Linked DNA regions of Mus musculus: region 1 is linked to region 2. A link is a loop called in an ENCODE intact Hi-C map of the cell type or tissue named here. Cell type or tissue: left cerebral cortex. All regions are shown on one strand. Links, peaks and the distances in the headings refer to the core of each region. The heading gives the core; the rest is flanking DNA.

What was found. A loop is a pair of places that touch in the nucleus more often than their neighbours do. Peaks named below come from ENCODE experiments on the same cell type or tissue, not always from the same donor. Only the 100,000 strongest peaks of a DNase experiment are listed, where the experiment ranks them.
Region 1: it touches region 2 in a loop (5-fold over the local background); 2 of 42 quality-filtered maps call a loop at or near these places.

What each region holds. Positions count from the first base shown.
Region 1 is chr4:124,206,758-124,214,199 of GRCm38, forward strand. No RefSeq gene overlaps it. Among named protein-coding and RNA genes, the nearest start is that of Gm40242, 62 kb to the right of the region's middle. In left cerebral cortex, for the core only: no CTCF peak of the experiment used is centred there; a DNase peak (open chromatin) is centred at 3,558.
Region 2 is chr4:124,396,573-124,404,014 of GRCm38, forward strand. No RefSeq gene overlaps it. Among named protein-coding and RNA genes, the nearest start is that of Gm52719, 47 kb to the left of the region's middle. In left cerebral cortex, for the core only: no CTCF peak of the experiment used is centred there; DNase peaks (open chromatin) are centred at 1,975, 2,267, 3,807, 4,350 and 1 more place; H3K27ac peaks cover 1,520 bases.

The DNA of each region.
Region 1 (7,442 bases), core at 1,733-5,732, 190 kb before region 2:
GAAGTCAGAGTCCCGTCCCTGAGTCAGGCATCTGCAATGTGGCATTTTCTGTCGCCGCCCCACACTTTGCTTAAAGCAACGTGAAGGTGTTAAACAACTCAGAACGAACCCGCCCCGCCCGCCCCACCCGGCAAATCACAGCGCCTGTCAAAGGAAGATGTAGAAGGAGTTATTAATCTTTGGGGCCAACTGTTTTTAATTATGTACATACAGTATTCAAATTAGTTTCAAAATGGTCTTGGAGGTTCAGTTCTTCCCCGCAGTTTATCCTGCCGGGCGTGCGGCCTGTAAGGGCCAAGGCCGAAGTCAAGACTGAAGACTGCCCTTGATCTATAGGGCTGTGGATCCTTGATCCACAGAACCCCTTGAGGATCAGTGTTTGGACTTCTTCCACTGTGGCTCTTTCCTTAGGTAACCTCAGTGCAGGCCTTGCTCTGGAATAGCATCTATATGCTAATGATGTCAAAACATGCTCTCTAGCCCTATTCTGTGCTCTTACCGGCACACGTACCTGCTCCACTTCAGTTTCTTCTTGAGGGCTTTGTAGACATCTGAAGGCTTCGATGCTCAAAGCAAAACTTGATCTCTAGCAAAGCATACCCTGCCCTGTGCTGCCCCGAGTATTCACATATACACGGTCACTATTTCTCAGTCAGTAACCACATCGGTGTGCTCACCCTGCAAAGCCATGGGATAGTCTGGATTCTTCTTTGCTTTCCATTCCCACACCAATGAGCGTATTTAATGGCCGACACACATTATACCCAGACGTATTCTCCTCCTCAACTGTGTCGTAGGTGCTCCCCGGTTGTCACCGTCTTGTCCTAGGCCACAGTAGCAGCTCCTTAGATCATATCACTGCTTCCTGCCTTGTATTTCCAAGGCCTATTCTCTACCCAGTAGCTGGAGGAAGTCTTTACACAGTTGTGTCCACTTCTCGGCTCACAGCCCTCCCATGGCACAAGCACAAACTCCAGATGCTCTGCAAGAACCTCGAGGGACTCTTCCTGAATCCAGTCCCAGCCTGTCCCCCGGCTCTCATCATCATGCTTCATGCTGTATGACAAGTCACTGGAACTCTTGAAACTCGTTAAGCCTCAGATACAGGACACACTCATTCTTCACCACTAAGATTCATCTTGTCATTAACCAGGTTGGAATCCGTCAACTGTTAGTTCTTCATGAGTTCTTCCCAGAGGCAGAGTCTGGACAGGGAGAGGGATGACCAACCCTTTCCACACCATCTCAGAGTACTGTCCTTATGGCTAACTCTTCTTGATGATATAACAGAATCCTTGACCAACATTGGGTATCTTTTGTTTCTTCCTTCCTTTCTCCCTCCTTCCCTTCTTCCTTCCTTCCTTTGTATGTATGTATGTATGTATGTATGTATGTATGTATGTATGTATGTATGTATGTATGTATATAAGTACACTGTTGCTGTCTTCAAACACACCAGAGGAGGGCATCAAATCCCATTACAGATGGTTGTGAGCCATCATGTGGTTGCTGGGATTTGAACTCAGGACCTTTGGAAAAGCAGTCGGTGCTCTTAACCACTGAGCCATCTCACCAGCCCCTAAATGTAGACAAAGACTCATACATGTAAATAATTTTAAAAAGATTTATTTATTTTATTTACATGAGTACACTGTTGCTGTCTTCAAACACACCAGAGGAGGGCATCAGATCCCATTACAGATGGTTGTGAGCCACCATGTGGTTGCTGGGATTTGAACTCAGGACCTCTGAAAGAGCAGTCAATACTCTTAACCTCTGAGCCATCTCCCCAATCCTGGGTATTTTTCATAATCTTTGTTAAACTTGTTTTCTGAGGCAGGGTCTTTCACTGGACCTAGAGCTCACTGATTCTGCTGCCAGCAAGTCCCAGGGATTCTCCTGCCTCCACCTCCCCAGTGCTGGGATTATAGGTGCACAGTACTACACGGGTGCTGGGGACCTGAGCATCGGTCCTTATGTCTGTGTAGTCAGAACCATAAGGACTGAGCCATTTCCTTAAAAACTCTCCTGCTCCCAGTTAGATGCTCTCTTTCATTCCATTGAGTTCTCAGATTCCTTGGCATCCCTGAGGGCAGGACATGTTCCGGCCTGCTTCTCCCTCCTCCATGTATAGCACTGGGTCTGGCACACAGTAGGCATACTGCAAAGAGACGATGAAAGCCAGTTGGCTCCTTAGCTGTCTTGTAACAACAGAGTTTCTTTGCCTCCACAGTCCTGCCTTTTCCTCAAAGTGTTAGATGGTAAGACCATCAGGAGCAAGTCCGAGATCCACCCACCCACCCACGCCTGGACTCTCCTGGTGCTATAACAGTGCAGAGTCCTTAGCAAGCACACAGTACATTTCTGTAGCTCAGAACTCACCACGGAGGGAAGTGTTGGGTCATCTTAAGCCAGTGAGAAGGATCGGCGTTGACTAGTGTTTGAGTCTTCTCTGCAGTGTCTTGGTTGGAGTCCTACCCAATAAAGAGGTACACATAGTCTTCTGACATTTTTGTTAAAAACAAAGGGAGACAAGAGAGTTTTCCCCCTTTTCCCGAAGATGGCAAATGAGGCCTGGCATGAAACATAGATTCACAAGGTTTTTTGTGTGCAAACAATATATCCATTATAGAAGAGTTTTATATTCCCTCATCTGACACGCAAGGGTGGCGCTTTGTATAAACCACATTGTTTGAGCAGAAAATTGTATTCTACAGATTTCATTTTGATAAGAGAATCCTGGCTTTGTCACCCAGCAACATTTTAAGAAGTCACATAAAGAGGCAATGCCTTGAAATTGTATTTTCCTAGTGAGCTAACTCTGGTAGGAATCACCACTTCCCACAGTTCCCTGTTACATTCTGAATAGTCTTGGTTTGATTGGAAATGTGTGCTGGCCAAGGCCATAGTCTTTTGTGGCAGCTACCCTGGGTGTGTGTCACTCATGTCAATGACACCAAGACCATCATTGTTATTGTCATCATTGTCGTCATCGTCATCATCATCATCATTGATGTTCACCTTTGTTGAGGGTAGTCTGTGCCTTCTGGGTAGTATCTTTGGAAATTCCACTTGTTTCGTTCTAGAGACCCAGAATCACATAGCCCAGCCTGGCCTCAAACTCCTCATAAATCCAGCCTGACTGTGCATGTCTGACCCTCCTGCCTCCACATCCTGACTGTAGGGATCACAAGCATGCACATCCATGTCTAGGTTATGCTGTGGTGGAGACTGAACCCAGGGCCTTCTGAATGCTGCCTCTTCAGTGCCCTGTCAACTGAGTCACATCTTCAGGACGGATATCCCTGGCTCATCAAAAAAGTGGTGCGGTGGACAGAAACCTGTCTTTCCACTTCCATAGGCTTCTCCTGACAGCAAGGGGGAAATTCTAGACAGTCTCTCTTTGATATGGAAGGAGTCATAGAGCCTGGAAGTTCATGTGCCAGAGGAGACATGATTCACAGTCACCGTACTGTGTGGGAAGGACGAACTGGGACGCAAACTGCCAGCACGCTCCAGGGTTTGCCTCTCGGTAATGCGAGCTTTGCAGTCTGGCCAGGAGTGAGCTTTTTACCATAAACATTCAGGGCATGCTGCTTATGTTTTAAAAGTGACGTGTTTTAATTTCCAGCCAAAAATACTATATGTTTGGATTGCAGTTTCTCAAGTTGCTAAAAAATTATTCAGAGGAGATGAAAACCTGCCATGCGGTAGAGGAAGCAGCCTGATGTTTAATGCAAAGGCGAGACCGAATCTCTCCGAACGAGGCATGGTCTCCTCTTTAAACCCGCCTGTGAACATGAATGCGGCAGAGCTGAGACATTTGGGGTCTGCCACGAACTGGTGTCATCTATGGTCAACTTGGATGCCCTTGGAAACATCAGGGAAAATTCATTTAAATGCATCCTCTTTTTTCCCATTTATTATGGATAGAGAAGACAAAATAAACCCATGAAGCTGCAGGAGCAAGGAGCTTTCAAATTTTAATGTCTTGTGATGGTAAAGGTTGCTTCCCACCTATATATGAGGAGTCAGAAAGAGGCTGTGCTCTGTGCCCCTGTGTGCTCTGATGGGGATGGGGGTGGGGGTGGGGGTGGGAGTAGCACCCACCACCTTGAACACTGTCAGTCACCACACAACAGGGAGCTTGGGAGCACTGCAGTGACGGCTAAACACCAAACAGTTAAATGTTCTGGTCCAGAAGCAATACGTGTCATCTCTGTTGACAACTCATTGACCAGAGCTGGCTGCCTTGAGACACACCATCTCTGTGCAATGCGGTCTGTGCCTGGAAGGAGAACCTGAGAGTAGCAAACAGCATCCAGGCCTCCACGCTGGCTATCGAGTATTGAGTGCACATGAAACGGCAGAAAGGAAAGAAAGAGCCCATACTCATATCTCAGCGGGAGAGAAAGCTTGACTCCTAACTTAATTTTAATTCATTCTGAACAAGATGCAAGATCTTTCCTTTTATTTTTCTCTCTTCTCTCTCTGTCCTTTAATATCTAAGAAATTGTCTGTAAAATCTCTTTGTACTTGAAAAGCAACTAAGCCATTAAGGTTAAGATGGATTCTTTAGTCTGGGTAGGTGTAGATGTAAGGGTGTGTGTGTGTGTGTGTGTGTGTGTGTGTGTGCATCTGTGTTCTAAGTTTTCTCTTGGTTTGTTCCAAACTTACTCATGGAAGGGAAGGAAATGGGTGGAATTAATGCTCCAAAAATCCAGCTTTGGGAAATGACGGATGAAACGAGGAAAGATTAGTGTTCCAGGTCCCAGTCCTCTGTCCTCTTACTTTTCTGGGATTAAAACAAAGCTAGCTGGCTTCCAGGGCTTGGTGTAAAATTCCGTGTCTTGTTCATGCCTGGATTCCTCCTGTTAGCCACAATCCCTGGTCTAGGATAAGTCCCGTAGTCAGTGTTTACAAGATAGGTAGAGCCCATATAGTTGGCCCAGGAAGCTGGGCTAGGGTAGCAGGCAGGGGACGTGAGAAATGTTGACCACAGAACCTCAGAGGTTTGTGAAGAACAGAGACAACAATCTTAGTTGTCTGGAACCAGGTCACTTGCCTTCCCAGCAGGCCCTGGGGCTAATCTGCTCATGCTGGCTTGAACGGGAGTCCTGGTCTACTAGATGAGAACCACTAGAACAACATGCCCTTTACCAAACAAAAACCAACACCCACCTCGATAGAGGCTTGCTCTGGTCTCCTCAGCAGAGGTGTATTGCGCTGGGAGCACAGCTTCCTCCCCCAATGGGCTCTGTCTAATTGAGCCACCTCAATGCCAAGATTCATCAGGCCTAGAACTCAGGACTGCTCTGAGCAAGACCTGATTTCCAAAGAAATCTAAGAAACTTCAGGGTGTCTGTGTTTGGGTAACTGTACCCAATACACGGTTTGAGCCCAGATGACATACATGTACAAACATTGCATGTCGACATGATTTTCTACCCTCAGTGAAAAAATCTAAGCATTTGTCCTCATCCTCCTTGAGAATAGTGTAAAGTGGTAGGGTTTGTTACAAAGGGTCTGGCATTTGACTATCTTGATTTAGTTATAATCTGTAGACACATACATACATACATACATACATACATATATACATATGTGTAACTGTACACATACATACACACACAGACACACAGATACACACACACTTCTCCAGCCTATAGTCCCATGGACCTTTAAATGTAATATCATTAGGCTTAATTAACATATCCTTTATTGCCTCTGGCATTTGCCTTTTATTTTAGGACCCCCCCACACACACTCTCTTGATCACCCCCACAGCTCGAGTTATCTCTAGAAACCTCATGAATTCAGCAACTTCAGCCACTTGAGCATAGGCATCCTCTCATCTCTTTCTTCTCTGCTCTCAGCTGCAAAGGGGCTGCTGCTGGCGCCCTTTTAGCCTAGGCTAGCCTGGCACAGAGCTGGTGCGTTGTCAGGGATAGCCAGAGATTAGTGAGGTACACTCAACAGTGTGTGGGTACCGAAAGACCCACTGCAAAGGTGGGCGTAGTGATCCATGCTTGTAATAACAGCACTTAAGAGGCTGAAGCAGGTGAAGCCTAAGTTTAAGGCCAGCCCGGCTTTACATAGTGAGTTCCCAGCCGGCCATGCGCAAAACAAAACAAAAAGAGATTTAGAGGAAAAGAGGAGGGTGTTTGTTTTTGATATCTTTAATTATGCATGAGTATGTGTGTGTGTCCGTGGATGTGAGTGCGGGTATCCACAGAAACCAGAGGTGTTGGTTCCCCTTGGAATTGGAGTTACAGGTGCTTGTGAACTGCCTGGTGTAGGTACTGGGATTCAAACTCGGGTCCTTGGGAAGAGCAGTGTGTCCTCTGAACTGCTGAGTCATCTCTCCACCCAGGGCCCGGGCTGGACAGAGAGGCAGGAACACAGAGACAGAGAGATACTAATTATAATCACATATACCCAGAAGACCCAGGATTAGCACTGGTGAGCGGGAGACCTGGAAGTGTTTGGTGATGTCCCTCTAGTCCAAGGACAAAGGCCAGATATGAGAGCCTGGTATGAGAGCCAGTCTGAGGGCAGGAGAAGAGATCAAGCCGGTTTTGTTGGCAGTTTCTTTGTAACCACAGCTTCTAGTAGCAGTCCTGCCTGCATTAGGGGGGCCAACTCGGTCAGTAGACATGTTAAATCTCACCCTCACAGGCGCACCCTGAAGATCTGACCAATGTCTAGACACTCCGTGCCTCAGACTGGCTGAGACATAAAATTAATCATCAAGCCAGGTAATCAGTAAAATATCACTTAATTAATTAACTAGTTAATTTATTAATGAGCAAAGTGTGAGTGCTGCTAGTTTGCTTATCACCGTAGGTGCAGGTTCCTGTCGCTGACTTTGAATTGTCCCCAGCTCCTCTCACACTTGTGTGGAAGGTATCCTGAGAAAATGAAGGGCATAGTCACACATGCACAGTCCCATAGCCCCTACGTAGTGCTGCCATCTGCATTTGACTTGTCCTGAGCCCTAGGAAAGCTACCATGACTCTGGATTGTCCCTCTGTGGTCCTCTCTGTACATTACACTAAAGTTCCTTTCTGCTGCCACCTCCCAAGGGCTCAGGTCTGCATAGATGCAGAGCAAAAGCTGGGCCACCATAATTACAAACCTGATTCGGAGCACATGGCGGCTCAGGGTCCTTGTGCTGCCCCCCTGACTCCTTACAAACCTACCCTTCTTGGGATCTTTAAAGAGCTGCTCCCGCATTGGCCTTGTGCTTTCCACAGACACTGAACGGAGCCAGCAGAGCCCATGCCAGCAAGCCCTCTGCAGCCAGACCGATTTGCTTGCCACTAGCTGTTTGCATTTGCTCCCGTGCCCTCCCAGAGTGTTGACTGGCTCATTGTCACACTTCACAAGCAGATCGGTGGCTATCATGAGCCATCTCATCACCTTTGCTGGTGGCTAGCAGG
Region 2 (7,442 bases), core at 1,409-5,408:
CAGCTGAACAAATCCTGTTTTGATGCCAAGGCTTCATCCTTGCTGACCTATTAAGTGGTTCTGATCAGAATCTATATGACAGAGGCTGAGGAACACCTCAGTAGGTCTCTCTTCAGTAGAACTCTCTTCAGTAGGTCAAGCAGCCATTGATCGATCAGCTCCGCTGATCAATTGATCTTCCCTGGGAGGGGCTGGTGAAAAGGAGGAGGAGCCTGTGAACAGTGTGGTCATGGGTGTGGTTATGTGGATGGCAATCCTGAAGAAATGCAAACTGGTAGGATGGCAATGGGGAATTGGAGTGTTACTGAGAGAGGACATCTGCTTGTCAACCCAATGGAATTACACAAAGATCGCTGGGCACAGGACACAGCGGCCAACTGGTTGAAACCCAATCTCCCTGTGAGTGAATCTGCTATCAGCCTTGACCTTCCTCGGTACCTCACCCAGCGCCGGGAGGAAAGTCTGCCCTCTCTTGGTGCTTCCTATGAGCTGTGAACATATTCAATCCAGTGAGGATGCTGCTAGTGAAATGAGAACAGCAGTTTCCATAGAGAAGTGGGGGGCGGGAGCCAGATTGCACAAGGATTAAGGAAGGAGTGGGCGGTGAGGAAACGGCAGCGGTGACAAGTGAGTGATGGAGACGGATAGAGCAGTCACTCAAGGGGGTCAGGGGGCCCGAACACATCCAGAAGTTTCTAGAAAGATGTCAGCCAAAAGGGAAAGATGGGAAATGAAAGAAAAGGAGGTGACTGATGGAGTACTGTCCCAGCGGGATCAGGGGTGCAGTGAGAAGAGAATTACAGAGGAAGAGGGTTGGGCCTCAGAACAAGAGAGAGATTCTGCCCTGGCGTTTGTGGCTCGGAACTGGAGGACAGTAAGGCTCTGCCACTCCTTATTTTGTTCTCTGAGAAGACCAAGAGATAACACTTGTCTCCGGTGCCTGGAGGAGAGCAGAGAAGGTCAGAGCAGTCCCACTTGGACTGTCAGAGACGTCACTCAGAACAAAAGGATTTGTGATGTTCCTGGCTGGGGCCTCACAGTAACCACTCAGTCAACACAGTTGGCAGAGCTGTCTGCTCTGCCCAAGAAGAAATAGCCAAGTGAGTTTCCCAGAATCCAAGATGAGCAGGGAGCTGCGGGTCTAGGGCTGAAGCTGCTTAGGGGTTATAAGACATGGACCATGCATGGGGCTTCAAGTTGTCAATCTAGAGATGGGTGAAGGGCTACAAGGAAGCGGGGACAAGACACTGTTGATGAACGCAAGGCCTTTGGGAGGAATGGAACAGAAAGGCTGTTGGGATTTCAAGATCAACTCAGCTCAAGAGCTAACAGCACTGCCCTGCCCCAGAGTTGAGTCTTCCCTTGCCTCATTCCCAAAGGCCATCTTCACCTAAGAGAGCAGATTTTTCTCTTCTCTGTGGCAAACAGGGGTCAGCCTTAATTATGCTACCCCACCAAGCCTCACATCTGCTGCTCTTCAGGTGATCTTAGCCAGAGACCAAAAAAAAAAAACAAAAAAAAAAAACCAAAAACAAAAACAAAAAAACCAGCACAGCTGGTGCTCATTTCTCAAGCCTCTGGCATCTTGGGTAGTGAGATCCTTAGTACCTCAAGGGTCTGGAACACAGTGCAACACCCTGGATCCCACCAACCAGAGGGAAGATCCAAGCTCTCCCAGTATGGGGAGCAAAAACTCGACGGACAGTTGGCCCAGAAATGAACGATGCTACCTTTAGAGGGGAATATTTCCAGACACGTCGATGTGGTCAGACTGACTGACAATTGAAAAATCTTCATCAAGAGGAAAAGAAGGCAGGAACGGGGAAGACAGAAAGGAGCTGAGCCTTTTTTTTTTCCTCCAAGCTATGTACAGCTCCACTCTGGGTACTTTGAGAACGGAAGGTTCACTCATTTACATTTCAAACCAACGGTGAGTGGTGGTGTTATCCCTGCCACAGAGGGAAAAGGAGGGAGAAACCCAAGGCCGTGGGCGGCTGCTCAAGCATTTGCAGAGGTGGCTGCAGCAGAGCCGGGCTTTAAATCCTGCCTTTCTTCCCCGGCAGGCAGGTATCCCTCCCACAGCATGCCCTGCCTCACAGAGCTTCTGCCTCCCCCGACACCTTTCTACAGCCAAGCCAAGCCCCCTGCACCTTGTTGCTCTGTTGAAGACCCGCCAGAGCCTGAAGAGAGATAGCAGGGCAGTCACATTGCAAAAGGTAAAAATTTAAATTAAAAGAAAAAAATAGAGGGCCAAATTTGGAATTCTAAGACACAGTGAAATTCGTTTCTGGCTCACAATCCTGCCAGCCACGTGAGTTGCAGATACCACTTCCTGTCGTAAGGCTGTTTCCTCCTCTGCAAACAAGAATTCCCTCCCAATGGAAATACATACTATTAAGAGCAAGTGACAAAGTATTTAACAGCCAACTCTCAAAAAGGACGATTCTCAGGCCAGCGAGAAGGCTCAACGGGCAACAGCTTCTGCCGGGCAAGCCTGGCTACCTGAGATCTATCCCAGAAATCAGTGCAAGGGTGGAGAGGAGAGAATTGATTCCACCGGGTCATTCTCTGCCTCTCACATGTGCACCGTGACACGTGTGTCTACGGACTCGTACACACACATACACAATCATCCTCATAATAAAAGTTTAAAGAAAATAATGCTCACATCTCAAAGCAATGTTTACTGCTTCCTACAATCTGAAGCCTTCCACCTCAGCTGATGTCAAGGCAAAAGGACAAGGTTCCATCTCTGTGCCACCGGCTTCTTGGGTATGTGGGTAGCGCGCTGCTGTATAGCATTCTTGCCATTCAAACCAAACCGATACAATCAGGATGAGGAGAGCTCTAGAGCAGGGTTCCTCAACCTATGGGATTGAATGACCTTTTCACAGGGGTCACCTATCAGATCTCCTGCACATCAAAGATTTATATTACAACTCATAACAGTACCAAAGTTACAGTTATGAAATAGGAACAAAAATAGTTTTTATGGCAGTCACCACAGCATGAGGAACTGTATTAAGAGGGTCTCAGCACTAGGAAGGTTGAGAACCACTGCTGTATACCATCAGTAGTAAAATGATTAGAAACATCACGTGCTGCTTTAGTGCTGACCAGAAACAAGGTTTATGTAATCATAATCTTATGTAAGTTCATCTTCAGCAATGGCCTTATTTAATGGCTGGTTTACCAAATTCTTAAAATGTGATTAGCAGTTTTTACAAGCCATCTCCAACACACCACCCATCCTAGTAGACTTGCTAGGCTGAAATAGGGGTAGAGCTGGGATTTGAACCCAGATCTCACTGACTCCAGACGAAGATATCATCAGCTTCCTGCTTGTGCTGCAAGGTGGAGATGGGGCTGATTAGAAATGCAGATCATTCCTGGGCACCATTAGGAGAAATAAGAGGCACCGATGATCTGTAAGTGCCCAAATAAAGAAAGCTAGTATGGCCGCCCCCTGTCTCCACATAGGGCTTGGGCACAGTCTACCCAGAAGACACCTGTTCTACCTCTATCCCAACTTTTTAATACCGAAAGCTATTTCTTTCACCAAAGCTATTTCTGATTTCAAACATTTTGTTCTCCTAAGAGCTGGGCCACTGATCAAATCCCTCCAGCCACTCCTCTCCACCTCCCAGGGCCTTCCTTTCCTCCCCATCAGAATGAGTGAGGGAGACCAGCTAACCTTGAACAATTCCCCCACCCAGATCTGAAGCACTCAAATATGACTCACTACATAGGCAGTGCCAGAGGTTCTGACAGCTCAGAAAGCAGGTGCCAGCATCAACCCTGTTGGGGTTGGGAGAGCTGCTCAAGGAGGCTCGATGGGAAGCAGAGACCACATGGGAAACAACTGAGCCACTTCAAAGTGCAACCGAACAGGTGACAAGAGACCATCTTTTATGCAGGATAGTGATACATGCCTGGAAGAAAGAAAACCAATTCTGCGTCCCAAGCCACACTGCTGTGTAGAGTGATGGGCCCCTCCCCCCTCTGTACACACGCCTCTTCATCCTCTCAAAAGAGAGGATATTGAACTCTGTGGCCTCTGACTTCTAATCTGATTGTTTATGTCCTCTGCCACACGACGGAATGCAAGGACAGAAGAAAATGACATCAGGCAGGTGGCTGCCAAGCCAGATGGGGCTAAGAGGAGTAGGCAGTACAGATGGTGCAGAACTTCAGCTTCAAGAGGTGCAAAGATAAAGGACTTAGCATGTATAGGTAGGTGCACCTGTGTGCATGGTGTTAGGTAGGAGTGACGTCCCACCTACCAACAACATCCCAGGCTGGGGATGGTCCTGAGGCCTGGACCCAGGGTTCTGTGCCAGCTAGTGAGGCTAGCCGAGCAAGCGTGAGCCGATGCTCCTGGTGTTGCCATGGAAGCCCAGGAATAGTGCAAGCTGGGAGTGACTGTCGGGGTGCAGCTCCCTCAGAAGGAGCCTGTGTCACGCCTTTGGCAGAACATCAGGTGGGAGTCTCAGAGCACAATGAGCTATTGTTCTTTGAGGCTTTACGCTAAACCCGTTTCCAAGGTTTTATGAATCATTTTGCTGCTGATCTTTAAAAAAAATAAAAGAGTAATATACAAGGCACAGTGGAAGGAGCCTTCAGCTTCTTTTCTCTGAGAGAGGAACATGAACTCGTGGAGAACTCCTTCCCACCTTCTGCCTTGATCTCCCCCACAACTGTCAGAAAGGCTACTTTGAAGGCAATGATTCTGGATCATAGCCATGGGCCATCCCAACACTGACGAAGGAAAATAAGAGTCCTGAAGAGGAAACATATAAGCACCCAGGCTTTGGGACTGCCAAGACAAATGAATGACAAGTAGCTCAAACTAAGGCCAAGCAGTTGCTGTGTGACTCAGACAATGTTGCGTCCTTAGGAACTCCCTCCATGAGAACGTCCTGCATGGAGATGAGTCTTTGTCTCTGAGACATGGATTGGCTGCATTTCCAAGGAGGCGAATGCCACTCATGGCCAGCAGCTTCCTGCTCCGTCCCTGGCCCATCTACCTTCATGTGCACTTGGCTTTCTGTATATCTTCTGGCTGACAGTCTGACGTTCCACTCTGAAAGCCAGCCTTCAGAAGAACCTTGGAGTCCAAGGCTGTGCCCCTTAAGTGTGCTCCTACTCCAAAGTAAAATCTAAAGCAGTGGGTCCCTGTCAGGGCACCTACCCAGCCTGCCCTAAGACAAGTTTCAGCAACTTGCTGAACCAGCCACCGATCAGACAGAGAACCTGCTCCAGACAGTAGGTGCTCATTCATAGCATGGCTTCTCTGAAGGCTGTTGTGCTAAATGGGAAGGGAGTGGTTTCTCAGGAGACCACCTGACCCTTCCGTCACAATGGATGAAGACCCAGCCTTGAGATTCCCTAGCTAGAGATGTGGTCCTTCAACTGCTCCGATTCTGAAAGCTGATGTGGCTACAGTTTGTACCTCCCCATATATAGTTTGATCCCTGCCTCAGTTTCTTTCCTGGCCCCCGGAGCCCTAACTTTGAAATACTTCCCAGCTCCCAGCCAACCCTCCCCTTGCCTCCCAGGGCCTCAGTTCCCCACCTCCTCCTACTGGCTGGCTCGGTTTTACAGATGGTTGCAGCCCCGGTTATTATTTAAACGAGCTGCTTCTGGCTCACATGTTAATTAAAACCCGCTGTCCAAAATCTCCTGGTACAATTTGCAGTGTAATCTGTAGCCTCTAGTGCATCATTGTATCTCTATTAAAAGGGATTCTCTGTAATGATGCGGGGATTTAATTAGTTTCTTTGCCAATGTTGTAAAACACAGTGATAAACGAGCCAACAGGTCCGTGGATCATTATTCTCCTCAAGATGAGCTTATTAGCTGATTATGAATCATTAACAAAGTCTACACGGGATTTTCTTATCTAATTCAACACAATTTTTAACATTCAGTGCTCAACATCCATTCCTTGCAACCAGCAACATTGTGTGGTGATTGCGATCTCTATGTGTGGCTCTCTGCTCTGGGCTTAGGTCTTCCCCCTCTTATTTAATTTGAGCTATATGGCGGGAGGACTCGAGAACAGGGACTGGGGACGACACTGTGATGAATCCAGAGTTTTATTTTATGACGGGAAGCAGCTACTATGAACTGGAACTGGCAGCCCATATTTTTGTGCTGGTATAAGTGTGTGTTTGTATATTCTCACATCTGGGGAGGGATACACACACTTTGTGCACATGTGTGCATCAGTAGTAGAGGGAAAGTCTGGGGACATATGTGCTCCTGTATACATGGAAGTGTAAAAGCTATATTCACACGTCTGTATATCCTTTTGTATAGGTATGCTCGTGTATACAAGCAAGTAGATGCATGTTAGGGGGAATTCAATAGAAGATATTTCTGAATAGGCTTTCAGGCTAACGTTATTTCAGTACCCCCTGAGATGCCCGAATCTCCCAGTATTTCCCACAGTTCACTCCTATCTCCCCATGCTGGGGTCTCCTGCCTTTGAGTTTGTGATGTGGTCCAGGCACAGAGCTTGGCACTACGGTCCCACAAACTCTCTCGTTTATAGAGAAGTGGAGTCCAGAGAGGATGGATGACTCTCCCAAAGCCGTAACTAGCAGCCAGTTGAGGCCACTGTCCAGCAACATTCCCTGCCCCATTACAAAGCCCTTTCTGAAGTGCACGCCTATTCTTGGGGCTTGGCCTCCTCCTCCAAAACCCTACTGTTCTTGGACTGACAGGGGCACTGCTCTCCCTCCTCAGTATCCCCTCCAAGTGCACACCTCCTGGGCTCTAGAGCCTCACAAGTTGAACTTAGGAAGGGCCATTTCTGCTTCTAGGACATAGTCTCCTATATTGGTCCCAGAGGCTCACATCATTCTCTTGTGTTTTTTATTTTACCAGGAAAATAGTATAATTTGGTGACCAAAATTATTAGTGCCAACAAGTTTTGACAGCCATTAAGAGAAAATGCTGTGAAAAGAAGGAGTTGGGCATTATCATCTGAAAGTTTCAAGTGCATATAAACATAACTGTCGAAGTTCTGGGTGGGGGCTCAGAGGTGCAGCACACCCAGATCTCAGACTCACAGGTCAGAGACAGACCAAGGAAGCTGGGTTTGAGGAGTAACTCCAAATCCCCAGCACCTAAAAATGTGGCTGAATTTTGAGATAGGGCCTTTATAGAGGTAATTAAGTTAGGGTGGTGTCATTGGGATGGGCCTGATTCCACAATGGCTGCTGTCCTCATATGAAGAGGAAGTTAGGATCCACACATACAAAAGAAGATGACATGAAGACATGAGGAGATGGTAGCCATCTACAAGCTAAAGGAATCTTAGAAGAAATCTGCCCTCCTAACACTCTTCTGACTTCCAAAACTCTAGGGGACATAAGATATTTAAGCCACACAGTCTATGGTAGCCTGTCAGAAAACAGCCCTTCATCCAGGTGTCA